Linked DNA regions of Homo sapiens: region 2 is linked to region 1. A link is an interaction called in ENCODE POLR2A ChIA-PET data of the cell type or tissue named here. Cell type or tissue: Panc1. All regions are shown on one strand.

Region 1 (8,000 bases):
TAATTTTGTATTTTTAGTAGAGACAAGGTTTCGCCATGTTGGCTAGGCTGGTCTCAAACTCCTGACCTCAAGTGATCCACCCACCTCGGCCTCCCAAAAGTGCTGGGATTACAGGCGTGAGCCACTGCGCCCAGCCAAAATGGTGTGTTTTATGGTATGTGAATTATAACTCAATAAAGCTATTATTAAAAAACATTATGTTGACTTCAGGTAACTGTGGCTCCAAGTACATCACACTACTCATGATTTTGAGTAATATACTAAAGACTTGGCCTCGGAGACCTTTATTCAGTCTAGAACGCCCTAGGCTTCTTGCCCTTCCCTTCTCTACTCTTTCTCTGCCAAAATCCAACTTTTATTTTTAAAAATAGTCTACTCATCCTTTAAAACTAAGTGAAATATTTGTTCTCTTCCTGTGAAGCTTTTCTTGACATCCTATTCCCCTAGGCAGAAGTAACTGCTCTCTCAGCACTTAATATACAAATGACTAAAACATTTTTTATTGCATTAGAGCTCACTATTTCCATGTCAGCTTCTCACACTAGACTATGAGCCCTTGAGGGTCAGTGTCTCATTAACTTCTGTATTCAGTTACTAGCACAGTGCTTGGTATCAGATTTTCAAAAGATGTTCAGTATATTTTTTAAACACGTATTTTATAAACAAAGTATATAATGGTAATGTCACATATAATTATCTAGTTGAATCGTTTGCAATTCCAATGTTGATTGATGTAAATAGTTAACCCAAAATGAGAATTAATTTAGCATCTTGATTGTGTTGCTAAAATAAATAAGTGGAGACCTTTCTACGTAGAATGCAGAATTCTGTGTTTTTATTACTGACCACCTGTAAACGCATTGAGAATCAAGTATGTAAATCAAAACACTACTTTTACACAGATATACGTAAAGGTATATATATATTTTAACATATATTTATATATTTTGCTTATATGCGCATACACACATTTTTCAAAGTAATAGAAAATGATGTAGTTAGAACAGTAATTTTTGTTGCTAGGAGGTCCTCTACTAAGTACTATATTTCAAACCTTATCTTAAAACACAGTCCTATTCAGAGTTAAGAAAAATAATGATCCTTTTTGAAGACGGGTTATAAGCTCAAATACCTATTAAGGGTCACCTACTAAAGGGCATCATCTAAATAAAGAATATAACCTAAAGAATATCTCTGGGCAGGAAAGTAACAACAGTGTTTGTCTCCAGGAAAGGAACTGAGGAGCTAAGGGACCTGTATAGAAGGAAGATATCCTTTTCACAGAATTTTTTTTTTTTTTTTTTTTCCTGAGACAGAGTCTCGCTCTGTCGCCCAGGCTGGAATTCAGTCGCGCGATTTCAGCTCACTGCAACCTCTGCCTCCCTGGTTCAAGCAATTTTCCTGCCTCATCCCAGAGTAGCTGGGACTACAGGCGCACATTGCCACACCGGGCTAGATTTTGTATTTTTAGTAGAGATGAGGTTTCGCCGTGTTGCCCAGGCTGGTCTCAAACTCCTGAGCTCAGGCACTCCACCAGCCTTGGCCTCCCAAAGTGCTAGGATTAGAGGCATGAGCCACCATGCCCAGCCCAGAGTATTTCGTAATACCTTTAAATTTTATATCAAGTGCATTATCTATAAACTTTGCTTCTTGGCTCTAGCTAACCATCACTATTAAGAGATGCATGTCTGGAGTTCCCAGATCTGATTTTTCAAAGTTGGAAATGGGAAAATTCAGACCCTCTTGTGATTTTTTTTTTGAGATGGAGTCTCGCTCTGTCGCCCAGGCTGGAGTGCAGTGGCGCCATCTTGGTTCACTGCAACCTTTGCTTCCCGGGTTCAAGTCACTCTCCTGCCTCAGCCTCCCGAGTAACTGGGATTACAGGCATGTGCCACCATGCCCGACTAATTTTTGCATTTTTAGTAGAGACGGGGTTTCACCATGTTGGCCAGGCTGGTCTCAAACTCCTGACCTCAGGTGATCTGCCCCCCTCGGCCTCCCAAAGTGCTAGGATTACAGCTGTGAGCCACCACGCCCCGCCTAAAACTTGTGGTTTTTAAATGATGGCTTTATTCAGAATTTAACAAACTGGGCAGGCCAAAAAATACATACCTGCAAGCCGTATCTGGCTCACAGGCCAAACAGTTTACCATCTCTAATCTAAAATTTGATGTGACGTATGATTCCAAAACTAAAGATATAATTTAGTAGAGGAAAATTCAAAAAGAAAACTCAGGCTCGTGGATGAAACCATGCTCCCTTCTGCTCCACCATCTATTTAGTCACTATTGCTTTTAAACTTTCTCTAAGTCTTTGAAAAAGCCATTAAGGTTTGACCAACTAAAATGTAAGATAAACCAGGTTAAATCTAGAAACCTACCCACTATTCTAGCAACTGCTCTGTTTTAAAGAGTGAAAAATTGGGTCAATTTCAGGTTGAAATTCTTCTAGCTAACAATACATAAGTTACTTCTAGCTGGGTGGCAAAACTTCCTTAGCCATCAAATGACTGTATGTTTACAAACATCTATGTTACCTCTTCCATACCATCAGGCAGTACAGCATTGCTTAAAAGATAATACGGCAGACAATAAACACAATGTTCTGAACCCTGCCTGGGAACCCAATCACAATTCAGGGGAAAAATACCTTAAAGTCTCTCAAAGAGCAGCAGAGATGCCATTCATCTCCTGAAACTTGAAATAGACTCTTTGTGGCTCTAACTATTGGCCATAAGTGGAAGACTGCATCTGTTTAATGCCCAGAGGGCACCAAAACAATTTAAAGAAGGACTGCCTTCAGTTTAAGTCCAGCACTAGAGATGTACTATCTTGCCTCCCTGGTGTACCTGAAAAATCTCACAATCTGCTCAAACCTCCAATGGGTCTGACTTTGGTATTTCTACATGGTCTTCCTATACTCAGCACTAGCTCCACCTCTCCAAACAGCAGCCCTTTCACCACTGGCTGGTCCAGTATTGGGCCTGGCCATCTATTCATTGACAACTTGGGGCCTCCCTGAATGGTGAGGATATGCAACCTATGGAGGAATTTATAGATCTTTGCACCCATGCAATCATTTGACAAGATGGCTGGGGGAGTTTTGCCACCTAGCTAGAAATAATTTATATATTTCTCTTTAGCTGGTGGGAAGAATTGCAACTTAAAAGGACTAATGGCAAGTGCACTACCCCTGCAGGACACAGGAAGTCAAGGTTTTCCTTATATAGTTTGTGGAAACACAACATAAGCTACATTTCTCCTCATGGCTTCTTTATCCAGGTAACTAAGGGGAAAAGATTGATTTAATCTCACTCATCAATTCTGAGGAATTGCACATTTTGCCAAGTGATCCAAATAGCTCTACCACCATACACAGCATTCCCTTTTCTAAGAACAGCGAGCATTTGGAAAAACACAATAATTTTTTTTTTTTTTTTTGAGACGGAGTCTCGCACCGTCGCCCGGACTGGAGTGCAGTGGCACAATCTCGGCTCATTGCAACCTCTGCCTCCAGGATTCAAGCAATTCTCCTGCCTCAGCCTCCCGAGTGGCTGGGATTACACGTGCCTGCCACCATGCCCACCTAATTTTTTTATTTTAGTGAAGACACGGTTTCACTATGTTGGCCAGGCTGGTCTCAAACTCCTGACCTTGTGACCCACCCACCTTGGCCTCTCAAAGTGCTTGGATTATAGGCATGAGCCACCTCGCCCGGCCGATAATTTATTTCTTAAACTCAGTCTTTAAAAAAAAAAAAAAAATGATGCAATGACCCAGGAAATTAAGATCTGCAAAATATTTTAGCTGAGAAACAAAGCATAACTCTCTCGGGTTGTGTCTGGGGAAGCCATTTCATGGTGGGGTTCAGGGTCTAAGAAGACTGATCAAATCGTGAAAAAGCCAGGCATGTTCTTTCTGAAGAACATGGCCAGAGTCCAATACCTTCTTTCTAAAGAACATAGCTGGAGTCCAATGTCTTTACCAACTTACATTTTGATATATGGACATTAAAGCCAACTCTCTCCAATGGTCATACACATGCAGATCTTCAGTAAGGACAAGAGGTGCCTGGAAATCTACAACCTATACTTCCTTTATCACACTGATTTTGTGTATTAGGCACCTACTGGACAGCAACCTACACACATCAGTATCCAGCACTTGCTGAGGGTTATTCGTTCTCTGGTAACTAGCAGACTTATTTAGTGATATTTGCTCTAAGTTACAAAAATTAAAATTAATTGCTTTCTTCCTTTTCCATATGGCGAATATCAAATAGTTTTAAGCATGTCAGTCTTCACTACAGAAAGCTTGTTTTGTTCTTACCTCAGCAGCTTGGGTTTCTTGATGCAGCAATGTAAGACCAGTCAAGTCTTCTAAGAAGGAATGTGAAGAATTAAACACCTTGGCTAGGAAGTTAAATCCTTCTCGTTCATATTGATCAAGAACCTGTAAAACATTTACATTTTTTAAAAAGGAGTCTCCAGACTTAAAATGCAAATTAAAAGACTTTCACTTCTAACAAGCTCTTGTCAAAAATAAAATTAAAATGAGAATTAAACATGGGGATAATAATGCAATCTAGTGGCCAAAAAACTAGTACGGCTTAGTATTTATCATCTTTTCCCTTCTTAGAATAACAATAACATTATCTTCCAGTTTGAGTACCAATGTTTTCTCAAAGTAAGTTTCATGCAAATTCACTAAAAATTCTAGAAAAGTTAGGAGTAGTTAGTGGCTCTAAAGTTCAGTGGTTAGAAAAGAACAGGTGAGAGAAAAGCCAAGAAAATAAATTTAAAAGGATAAATGAGAAGGGAGGAGAAAAAGGATTTTGTCAAAAAAGTGTGACATACGAGCTAGCCAAATATATTTTTAAAAATAATTTTAAAATGGAAAAATAAATTTCAATAGGTACTTCACAAAAGAGGATATCCAAAGAGCCAATAAACATGAAAATGGGCTCCATGGCATGAGTAGTTGATATGAAAACTGAAACCACAATGAAACACTACTTTGCACCTATCAAAAAGACTAAAATGACAAAGAAAATACCAAGTGCTGGCAAGGATGTGGAACAACCAGGACTCTATGCCCTATGATGCAGCAATTCTACTCTATGTGTATATACACCCAACAAAAATGTGTACATATGTGCACCAGAAGACACAAACAAAAGTGTCCACAGCAGCGCTATTCATGATAGCCCAAAACTAGAAACCATTGAGGTGACCATCAACAGTAGAATGAACAAATGGATTGTGGTATAGTCATGCAATGGAATACTATATATCAGTGAGAACAAACTACCTTCAAACATAATGTTACACAAAAGAAAGAAGCAGTATGTACTGTACAATTACATTTATATAAAATTAAAATGAAATAGGCAACATGAATCTGTGGTGTTAGGAGAAAAGATAGTGGCTACCCACAGAGAGACTGTAAGGGGCACAAGGGACATTCCAAGGTGCTGGCAATAATTTATTTATCTAAGCATTGGTTACATAAGGTGTACTTCTTGAGAATTCATTAAGTTGAACAGAAGACTTATGTGTTTTTTTTGGATATATGTTATCCTTACATAGAAAGTTAAGAAATAAAAGGCCTATACACTTGAGAGGAGACTAGGAGAACAGTAAAGAGTTCTTAGAAACAATGAGTATCACATTTAGGAATTCAGTGATCACAGGGACTGTGAAACGTAGAACGCTGAACCAGAATGCCTCAGAAATTCTCTGGGAACTCACAAGAAATAAAGAGATGAATGCTTTAAAAAGATAGCAGACATTGAAGACATATCTAAGAAATCAACAATGCATAAACAGACCAGAACAGTAATTATACAAGAAATAGATTTTTTTTCTTTTCAGAAGATGAAAATGCAGGCACCCTTTAATCTAGCAATTCCACTTTTAAGACTTCATAATGATAAAGCTGTACATGGGCACAAAGACTTATGTTGTAAGGATGCTTACTGAAACACTGTTTGGGCCAGGCACGATGGCTCATGCCTGTAATCCTAGCATTTTGGGTGGCCAAGGCAGGAGGACTGCTTGAGCTTAGGAGTTCAGGACCAACCTGGGCAACATAGTGAGACCTTGTCTCCACAAAAAAACTTAAAAATTAGCCAGGCATGGTGGAGTGCACCTGTAATTCCAGCTACTTGGGAAGCTAAAGTGGGAGGATCACCTGAACTCAGGAGGTTGAGGCTGCAACTAGTTATGATCACACCACTGCACTCCAACCTGGGTGACAGAGTCTTCAAAAACAAAAAAAAGGGATATTTTGCATCCATTAAAAGAATGAGGCAGGTCTATAGTACTGACACAAATTGTTTTCCAAAACATAGCAATATATTTAAAAAGCAATATCTAGACTGTGTATAGATAGTATTTGTGTTCAAAAAGAGTGGAAGGAGGAGACAGGAAGAAGAAGAAATGCATGGATGTACATACTTGTTTATGCATGTATCATCTATGGAAGAATATCTCTGGCAGAATGCAAATACACACAAACTGACATCAAATAGTAGCCTCTGTAGATTATTTTATACTACTTTAACTTTTAAATCCATGTGCATGTGTTACTTAATAATTATTCAATATTTATTAAAATAAGATTTTTAAATATTTAATATTAAAAATTAATATTTATTAAAATTAAAATTATTTAATTGCCACCGATAATAAATACACCATAATTTAATCAGCTCTCTGTTAAAGGGTAGTGCTTTCTAACTTTTGTTGCTGCAATCAGTGTTTTTTTTGTTGTTGTTGGTGACAGTCTCGCTCTGTCACCTAGGCTGGAGTGCAATGGCACAATTACAGCTTACTGCAGCCTCAACCTCCTGGGTTCAGGTGATCCTCCCACCTTTATTTAATGTTAATAAACAATATTATTTAACATTGAATATTTAATATTTCTTAAAACCAAATGTTATTTAACATTTATTAAAATTAGACAATTTTAAATATTAATATAAAAATACTAAAATCTTTAGTTGGTTTTTGTTTTTGTTTAGTGCTGAGGCAGAACTCTAAAGCACTGATGAAGAGGTTGGCACTGGAAAGGAGGGGCAGCTCTCCCCCAGGGGCAGGAATGAGGAGGGAAGGTTGAGCAAAGCTGCAGCAGTGAAAAGCGAAAGGACCAGGCGACGGGAGGCAGGGGAGCTCTAGGGTCTAGATAGCTGGCAGGAAGTCCTCTGTGACCCGAGAAGGGTTAGACTATGGGGCTTGAGAAGAGTGGTGACCCTGAGGCCCAGCTGTGCAGAGAGTCGGAGAAGAGAGGTTGACTGGCACATTTAAACAGTGTGGAACAATCTGACGCCTCTGGTCAGGACAGAAAAATACAAATTTGGGGAGAAAAGAAATTAAGAACCCATCTAAGCCAAGGGACTGGCAGAATAAGGATCAAAAGGTTAAGGTCAGAGAAACTGAGGGGCTGGTGAGCACCACTGAAGGGACTGGGAAAGAGTCCTGGCTGGTAAGAAAAGACCTGCAGGCTGTTAGGATCAGAGAGACTGCAAGTCCTAGAGAGCTGGGGGAGTGTAGGACCATTACGTGCGTAGAGTCAAGCCCAGGCTGATTAGCCATGGGAAATTAATTTGACAGCCTAACCCCCTGGAAAAAAAAAAGGCATTTAATAAATAACTCAATTCCTCAGTAATAACAAGATTCCTTATAAACCAGAATGTTACGTCAGGAAAAAATGTCCACTGAAATTAAGTGATCTTTTTTGAAATGTTGAGTACTATGTGTTTAGTGATTACAAAAGAAAAAAAAATTGAAAGTTGTGGCAACCCCGCATTGAGCAAAGGAATCAATACCATTTTTCCAACACCATGTGCTCACTTCGTGTCTCTGTCACATTTTGGTAATTCTCACAATATTTCAAACTTTTTCATTATTATTATATCTGTTGTGGTGATCTGTGATCAGTGGTCTTTGATGTTACTATTGTAATTGTTTTGGGGCACCACAAACTGTACCTATATAAGAT
Region 2 (8,000 bases), 190 kb before region 1:
TCATTTTCACTTAATGACAGCCTGGCCTTTGATCAGCTCAGTTTTCCTCTTTCTTTGGCTTCATAATAAGTCACTTGGAGCTAAGGAGAGATCTGAAGTAGGCCCAGAAACGGCCACAACTTTTCTGAGCACAATGGTTGATTGGCCTTTATATCTTAAGTAAATATACCAAAGGGAGTCAGCCCTTCCTGGCTTCTCATTGATAAAATTTGCTCACTGGGTAATGTAAATGTAAAAAGAGAGAGAGGTGGGAGGATAGAAAGAAATAGAAATGAAAAGTAAGCAACATCCCCATCCCCCAATATTTTAGGTTGATTAATTTGGGGAAACCTCCTTCACCTTCACACTCCAGTAGAAAACTTCTTGGCATCATGGGGATGATTTTGTTTAGGAAACACATTAAATTTTACATGCTAATGGAATATTTGTTTTCAGGTTAAATTCTATGACTTTTTTACTTTATTATTTAATAGTCTCTTTTCTTGGAGCTTGGTAAGGAAACAAAAGTCCTTGATTGTGTATAATTTTTGCATAAGGATCTTACGATTTCCCATTAACATTAAAATCTGTGGAATAAGTCTGCAATTGCACCTTTAAAAAGCAGCTTTACAGATTTACCTATTCTTTGGTTATGCTGAACACCATTATTAAGCCATTTTTCTTAAGAAATAAATACATTTTGGTATTTAATTACTTACCCATGTATGAAATTAGCTGTTTGACTCTCCAGTAACTCTCCAATAAATATTTTAATACTTTCTCAAGCTAGTCACATACTTTTGACTTCAGTTCTAATAGCCTCTTAGTTTTTTTATTGGATAATACAGACATCTTGTAATAATAGCTTACATAAACTATAATTATTGAGTAAAATTTATCTGTAAAAGCACTCCAGAATATACCATATACTGTGAAAAACCCAACATATCTGTATATTAGCCTGACACCAATCTAATGAAGGATGATGATTTTTTAGAATTGGTTTATTTTAATATAGGTAGATTTCATTGGAGTCAGTTTTTAAACATCGGTATTCAGATTTTTCCCTCTATAAGTATGCATTATTATTTGATTTGTTTGATGTTCTTCACAACTCAGATTTTAGGAAATGTCTGTTGAATAAATGTTGATTAATCATGGATAAATGGAAGCTCTTAGCACAACCCCTGCCATCAAACAGTGGACATCTAAATTGTTTAAAGAAAATGAGTATACTGACAGTTTTCTTCAAGAATAAAAATGGAATCTTATTAGTACATAAAAACGTCACCTGACAGTGATTGAAATGTAAATATGAGAGGTTAATTAGACTTTGTTAGATCAACCTGTGGAACTTAAAATATGGAGTTCTAGCACTAACTCACTCTTCCTTGTTACATATTGATAAGCTAGGGAACAAGTGTAGCTTCCTGGCTTGTTCATCTCATAGTTTCTCAATTTATACGAAGGAAGGGTCAACATTGAGAGAGTTATTAGGAAGAAGCTGAGGGTGGCCTGTTTCGGAAAGATCAGGTCAATGTATAATACTAGCTGGAATACCAGCTCTCTGATCTTTCCTTAAAATGTGTCTTCAACCTGCCTCTTCTCCATCCTCACTGATAGGAACATTGTTGAAGCTTCCTCACGTAACGCTTGCGTCCCTGCCCTGTTCCCTGACTCAGGTGTGTGCACCCATCTGGCATGGTGTGTTGGAGCACCCCTCACGGAAGCCTCCCTGTAGCTGTGTCAGTGCTTACAGTGGCTCCCTGTCAGTGACCCGCCTCGTCAGGTCTCAGCCGTTCACCTGTGTTCAGAGCCCTTTATTATCTGACCCACCTCTCTGTATCCAGCCTTAAGTCTAAGGAAACAAACCCGTTGTTCTAGTCCCATTGCTCTCGCACAAAGATGGCATCATTCCTGCTCTCTGCCTTGCCTCATACTCTTGTACCTGCCTGGAATGCTCATACCCATCATTTCTAAGTGTCCAAATCCTGCCTGTTTTTCAAATCCCACTCCTGTTAGAGTTAGAATTATTGTCTCCCTCATATAAAATGTGTGTGGCATCGCTCTCTTTTTTTAAAAAAATAAAAAGTGCATCTCTTTTTATTTTTTATTTCAAATTAATTAATATTTTAAAACTTCCCCATTTTAATTCCTACTATGATAAATGTCAGTAGATTAACCTACATAACCAGAAGCTCTTTGGGGGTAACAGCTTTATTGAGATATAACTAATATACCATGCAATTCACCCATTTCAAGAGCATCTGATTTATTTTGGCATTTATAATGTTCCATCCTTACAGTTCTTTATCTCCATAACTTATCACTCCCACTAGAACTAAAATTTTCGAGGCAAAGACCAGATCTCAAACATCTGTGTGTTTTCCTTAGTTCCTGGAGTAGTCCTACAAACATCCCAGGCACAACAATGCCTTTCACTGAACCACATCCTCTGATTTTTTTTCTGCCAGTCCTAAATTGTATACATTCTTTAGACAGGACTGGATTCAACAATTAGCCTTTTAAATAAAGGTTCCATGTCCATGTGTCAGTTTTTGGGGTGATGTGGCAGGGACACAAGTCCCACTTCACTATCGTTTTGGGATGAGGACTGTCTCAATAAGAGAGCATGGGTGGCAGCTTTTATGAAAGGACATAGCAAAGGACAAGGACAGGGCTTATCCCTGGAGCCTGCTCTAGGAAAGGAAAGGAGGCCCTAGGGAATGAGCTGGGTCTAGGAAGTGGCCTGAAGGCTTCCTAGCCATGTGAAAATGTTTGTAAATAGTACCACCGTTAGGCGATAGGATTAAGAGCCATAACGCAGGATGCTTGTAAATGTTTTCAGACACTGAAGACCAAGGAACACTTACTTGCTGAGGAAGAGCTTGAAGAAGGTGAGGCTTGCACTCTAGACCAGACCTGAAAGTGAGGGACTGTTCCAGGCAGGTGGGAGGGGAGGTGGGAGGCATCCCCTGCGTGTGCAGACCACACCTCAGGAGCAGTGGAGTCTGAGGGGCGGGGGAGGGAAGAGAAAGAGAGATGGGTAAGGCTGGAGAGAGAGGGTGAGATGGGCTGATCAGGTTGAGGCAGTTGAGCCTTTACTCCGGCAATCCAATCAGTCAGGGATCCTGATCTCTCGTGGTGGGAGGCAGGGTGGCCACGTTCGAAGACTTCCTTTCAGCCCCAGGGGTGAGGTGATGTGAGAAGGAAGAATGGAAAGGATGCAGATTGGCCTAATAGCTTTTATTTGCCTGAACCATACAGGTCCCTTATTCAACAAATATTTGCTAAGCACCTGCTTTATTCCAGGCAGAGTATAAGCTACTCCTGATTGTATTGTCTGTCTTTCTTTCAATGTGTTTTGTATGAAAATGTGTCCCCAGTTGGACTTGTGCTGAATTGTATCTGGGGACCCTGTCTTTAATCCAGCTTAGCTCTGCACTCTCAAACTGCAAATTAAAGGTGTGTAATAAATGAGTATGGGAAATAAAAATAATAGAAAAACAGAACCCAAACAAAAAAATGAGTATGTGATTGAGTGACAATGACAGGATTCACACCCCCAAACTATTACTACAAAAGGGAGGAGCTTACTTGTTTCTAACAGAGCAAGGAGCAATCTGTGTGTACTGCAGGCTCTGCTTCCCCAGTGATGGGATGGGCTGGCGCCAGGTCCTTCCGGTGTGGTGCAGTGCGGTGGGAGCACACAGTATCACCTGGGTAGTATTCTTGCCAAAAAGATTTAACTCAGATCTAATCATAAAGAAATGATTAGGCCACCAAAATTTGTAGGGACAGCTCATTGGTCTGCATTATTTAAAAACATCAGTGTCACGAAAGAGAAAAGAATTCCTTTAGATGAAAGGAGATTAAAGAAACATGACAACTTCACTGAGCAGCATATGACCCTTAATTAATGAAGTCCTCCCCCAACCCTCCCTGCCACCAAAAAAGAGACAGGTCAGTTCGGGAAGTTGGAATGTGAACTGGATATTAGATAATGACAATACGTCAACTTTAACTTTGTTGGGTATGATAATGGTATTGTGGCTCTGAAGGAGAATGTCCCTGTTCTTAAGTATTTATGGGTGAAATAAGATGTCTCCCACTTATTAATACTTTCAAAAATCACAGCAAGAAAACGTGTATGCATGTAGCTAAAACAAACTGACAAAAATGCTTATGATAGGTGAATCAAGGTAAAGAGAATGGGATGTTCTTGTTCTCATTCAACTTTTTGGGTAGCTTTAAAATTTTTTGAAATTAAAAGTTGGAAAAATTAAAATGATTTACTTGGGCATGTAGCTGTTTCAGCAGTAAGGTTGACTGAAGCTGACTTTAAGTTACTCGCTTTACTTGTCTTCAGGGTTGTCAGGCTCTCGAATGGTGTGCGTGCCCAAGTCCCTAATGCTGCTTCCACTGTGTCAGGACTGAGACATCTTTGAACTTCGTGTCCTATTTTAATCCTTGGAAAATTCACTCTGTGGCTTCTGAAACCAGCATATTTAGCAATAGTAAGGAATACAGTGAGTTAATGAATTTCCGTGGGAAACCTGGATGGCTGGCTGAGATATCTGACTTGGGAATGTGTCTCGTCCCAGCTACCTGCCCACTGCAGCTCCGTGGGGGGCTTGGAACTGATAATGAGATTTCACGATCAGAATCGGGGGGCCTATACACAGCCTTCCTTCAGCACTCTGTATGCCAGTGAGAAATTTGAACTGGTTTCCGGGACCACCATCTTACTCCTCAGGGTCTGGACTGGAACCTACTGCAGAGAGCAAGATCGCCTGTTTGGCGGTAGCACACAATGGTGTTGCTGAGAAATGAGTAGTTTTTGAGTTGGAGCCAGCAGCACGTCACAAGGGACGCTGCCAGGCAGCTCAGCCCAGGTAGATGGCACCAAAAGGGGTGCTCTTGGGGCTGAGGCTGACAAGAGGCACTCAAGTCGGGTTTTGAAAGTGCAGATGAGTATGCATTGGCAGAGAGGGCTTCTGAACACATTCTAGGGAGGGAGAAACGTGCATGGAAGAAAGCCTGTAAGTCCAGAGTGTGTGTGGGGAGGAGGCGGCACCGTGCCGGGTATCGCTCTGAGCCTGTGTGTGGGTTCACACTACCATTTTCACACATGTGGAAACAGTCATAGAAAGTCAGGCAGCTGCTCTGAGATGACGTCGCCGGCTCCTGGTGGAGCAGATTCGGAGCACCCACTCACCCAGGCTCTTGGGTACTGTGTCTCCTGACCCCTTCCATCGGCTAGTGGCTGACTGTATTCGAGGCGGGGGCCTGTCATGAGTAGCGAGAAGGACAGTTAGAGGTTCCCTTTGTTCAGCCATCTTATCCTTCAAATGGGAATTGCACCAACAGATGGAATCCAACAAACAGTGTAATAAATAAATTGCCTGTTCTGGGCTGGGACCTTTATATGAATTCTCATTGATTCGCATAGAAATCCCTCACGGTAGTTGGATAGAGGCTCAAGAGAGATGAAGAGACTGCTAAGATCATACATTTTTCTGACTCCACAGCCCACTTTCTACTATGTTTCTCTGTCACTGGTAGAGTGGCCAGGGATACAGAAATGAATGAGCTGCTCCGTGCCTCCCAGAACAGTACCCGGGACCACGTGCGAGGTATTACAGAGAAGAGCAGCACGTGGTGAATTCTTCCATTAGGCAGCCTGTGGGCAGGGCCATTCTAGAGGCTCGGAGTGTTACGGGAGATCAGAAGAGGGAAAGTTTAGTTTTCTGTTCTCTCTCTGCACTTGCAAGACTGTGTCTCTTTTTTCCCCCTCTAGTGATCAGTGCCTGATTCCAGGACTCAACCATCTCAGGGCCTGTGGCAGTCGTACCCTCTGGAACTCCCTCCAATTAAAGAATGTCTTGAAAATGCAGATGGTAGCATATGACCTTCGGTGCTTAACCTGTCACATGGTACAGGGCTTGCAGACAGAAGTTTTTTGAGTATTTTTACCAAAACACTTACATTTTGAAGAGATCATACCATTACCAGCTTAATCCCTCTGTTTCGTGGCAACCAGGGTCCCTCCGGAGGCTTGGCTCAACTGCTGAAGAGGTTTGAACAAGCCTCTTTTTTTTTTTGCTTACCCTCATCCAGCTACTCCTTCTAAACATTTATAAGCTCTACCAGGGAGGAAATTGAGCCCCCAGCAAAGTGCCTGATTCCAATACCATCTGCTAACAATTTACTTTCATAACTCTCCTCCTCCTCATTAACAGTAAAATGTTACAAAAGTAGATTTGCAAGTAAATATAGTGCAGAATTTCTGCCAGGCTTTAAGAGCCTTTTCCATTAAGGAGGACTGTGCACTTGGTGTTAAAGGTTCTGAGCTGGCTTTGTCTCCTTGGGGTTCACCGGTGATGTGTCAGGGCCATGTCAGTGCATGTGACCCTTTGGACCACTGTTCTAATAGGCAGATGCCAGTCCTTAGCCTGCACGAGCACAGCCACAGCGGAGCTCGCACTCTAAGCGGGGACTGCACTTTCCTAGTTTACTCAGAGGCCTCTGAGGCTACCTGAGAGCCAGAGTCTAGGGAATGGAGGACCAAGAATAGAAGGTAGGTGTCGTTACTAAATCTGCATCGGGAAACCAGGGAAGTGGATGAGTGTTCATTCTTTTTTGTTTGTTTTGTGTTTGATCTTTTTGAATCTTATGATTTACAAAGCTAAAACCCAACCTCAAACCTAGATCTGATGATCTTCAGGCTGTTTGTGTTGTGTTACATACCTGAGTTTTCTTCAAGCCAAAATGATATGTATAGTAAGACATTAGTTTGACCCCACTTACTCAATTCCACGGAGGTTGCAGTGTTACATAGTCTATCAAGATACAGTTCAGTTGTAAACTAAATCCAACAGGGTAAATGAGACAGCAGGGACTTCTATTAGCCCTGAAGATAATAAAATGATTTTAAGCAGTATAGAACTTCCTAATTAAATGAATAACAATGTGTGGATGTGATAACAAGTTTTAATTTAAAGTATTTTTAGTGCTTTTTGGTATTCAGAGTAACTGCAGTTCATTAAAAAACTAGTGTATATTCACAATAGATGTTGAGAATTATAGACATAATTTCTTTGGCATTCTTTTATCTTTTTCCCTTCAGCCCCTGTAAAATTATAGCTATTAATACTTAAAACCAGAGGCGCCAGCAGACACCATCCCTCCTGCACCAGTATCATCAGTACGACATGTCTGGGAGCAGGTCCCACCTCAGACCCACTGCCTCCCCATCCAAAGGAGGCCCCAGCCTGGTTTGTGAACACAAACCTAGTCCTCCTCTCTTACAGGCAAGCAGAAGAATTCCTGGGAGGTCGAGGTTCCTCTGGCTAGTGCAGGGCAGATGATCACCAAGTCAGAGGGGCAGGCCGCAGCTGTCCACTTGCCCAGTGCCCAGCCAGGAAACCCATTCTCCTCCCTTGCCAGTCCATGTGTTTGTTTCCTCCTGTGCTCAGGTGGTTCTGGTCTGGAAGCGGCATCTGTACGTTCAGTTGCTTTCATCTCAGTCCCACTATGTTAGGTCAGACAGATGGGACAGTTGCAGCTGTTCATCTTTGGTGTCAGAACCAGGTTTCAGTCCCGTCCTCTCTTCTTTCCTCTCTGGATTAGTTTCCTGGGGCTGCCAGAAGAAAATTCCGCAGACTGGGTGGTTTAAACAACAGAAATGTATTAACTCATTGGTCCTGGAGGCTGGAAGTCTGAGATCAAAGACTCAGCGGGCTTATTTCTCCGGCAGGCTCTCTCCTTGGCTTGCAGATGGCCGCCTTCTCTTCTCCCATATCCTCGCATGGTGGCCTTTCTGCAATGTGTCTTTGCCCTAATCTCTTGTTATAGGGACAACAGTCAGATTGGATTAATGACCTCATTTCACCTTAATTACCTCTTTAAAGTCTCTGTCTTCAAATACAGCCATGTTCTCTGCAGTACTGGGGTTTGGGACTTTAACGTGTTAATTCCAGGGGTGGGCATGGTTCAGCCAATAAGCTCCCCTTCCTCCC

Evidence for each region. ChIA-PET counts read pairs that join two places held together with the same protein. Peaks named below come from ENCODE experiments on the same cell type or tissue, not always from the same donor. Only the 100,000 strongest peaks of a DNase experiment are listed, where the experiment ranks them.
Region 2: POLR2A ChIA-PET joins it to region 1 with 10 read pairs; 3 of 35 experiments call an interaction of 5 or more read pairs at or near these places.

The regions. Positions count from the first base shown.
Region 1 is chr3:11,423,255-11,431,254 of GRCh38, reverse strand. ATG7 (autophagy related 7) reads right to left here. Exons shown (of 21, transcript NM_001349232.2): 20 at 4,329-4,451. Among named protein-coding and RNA genes, the nearest start is that of ATG7, 150 kb to the right of the region's middle. In Panc1, no CTCF peak of the experiment used is centred here; no DNase peak of the experiment used is centred here; H3K27ac peaks cover 816 bases.
Region 2 is chr3:11,611,148-11,619,147 of GRCh38, reverse strand. The region is part of intron 1 of VGLL4 (vestigial like family member 4); the gene reads left to right. Among named protein-coding and RNA genes, the nearest start is that of VGLL4, 29 kb to the left of the region's middle. In Panc1, no CTCF peak of the experiment used is centred here; no DNase peak of the experiment used is centred here; H3K4me3 peaks cover 212 bases; H3K27ac peaks cover 7,741 bases.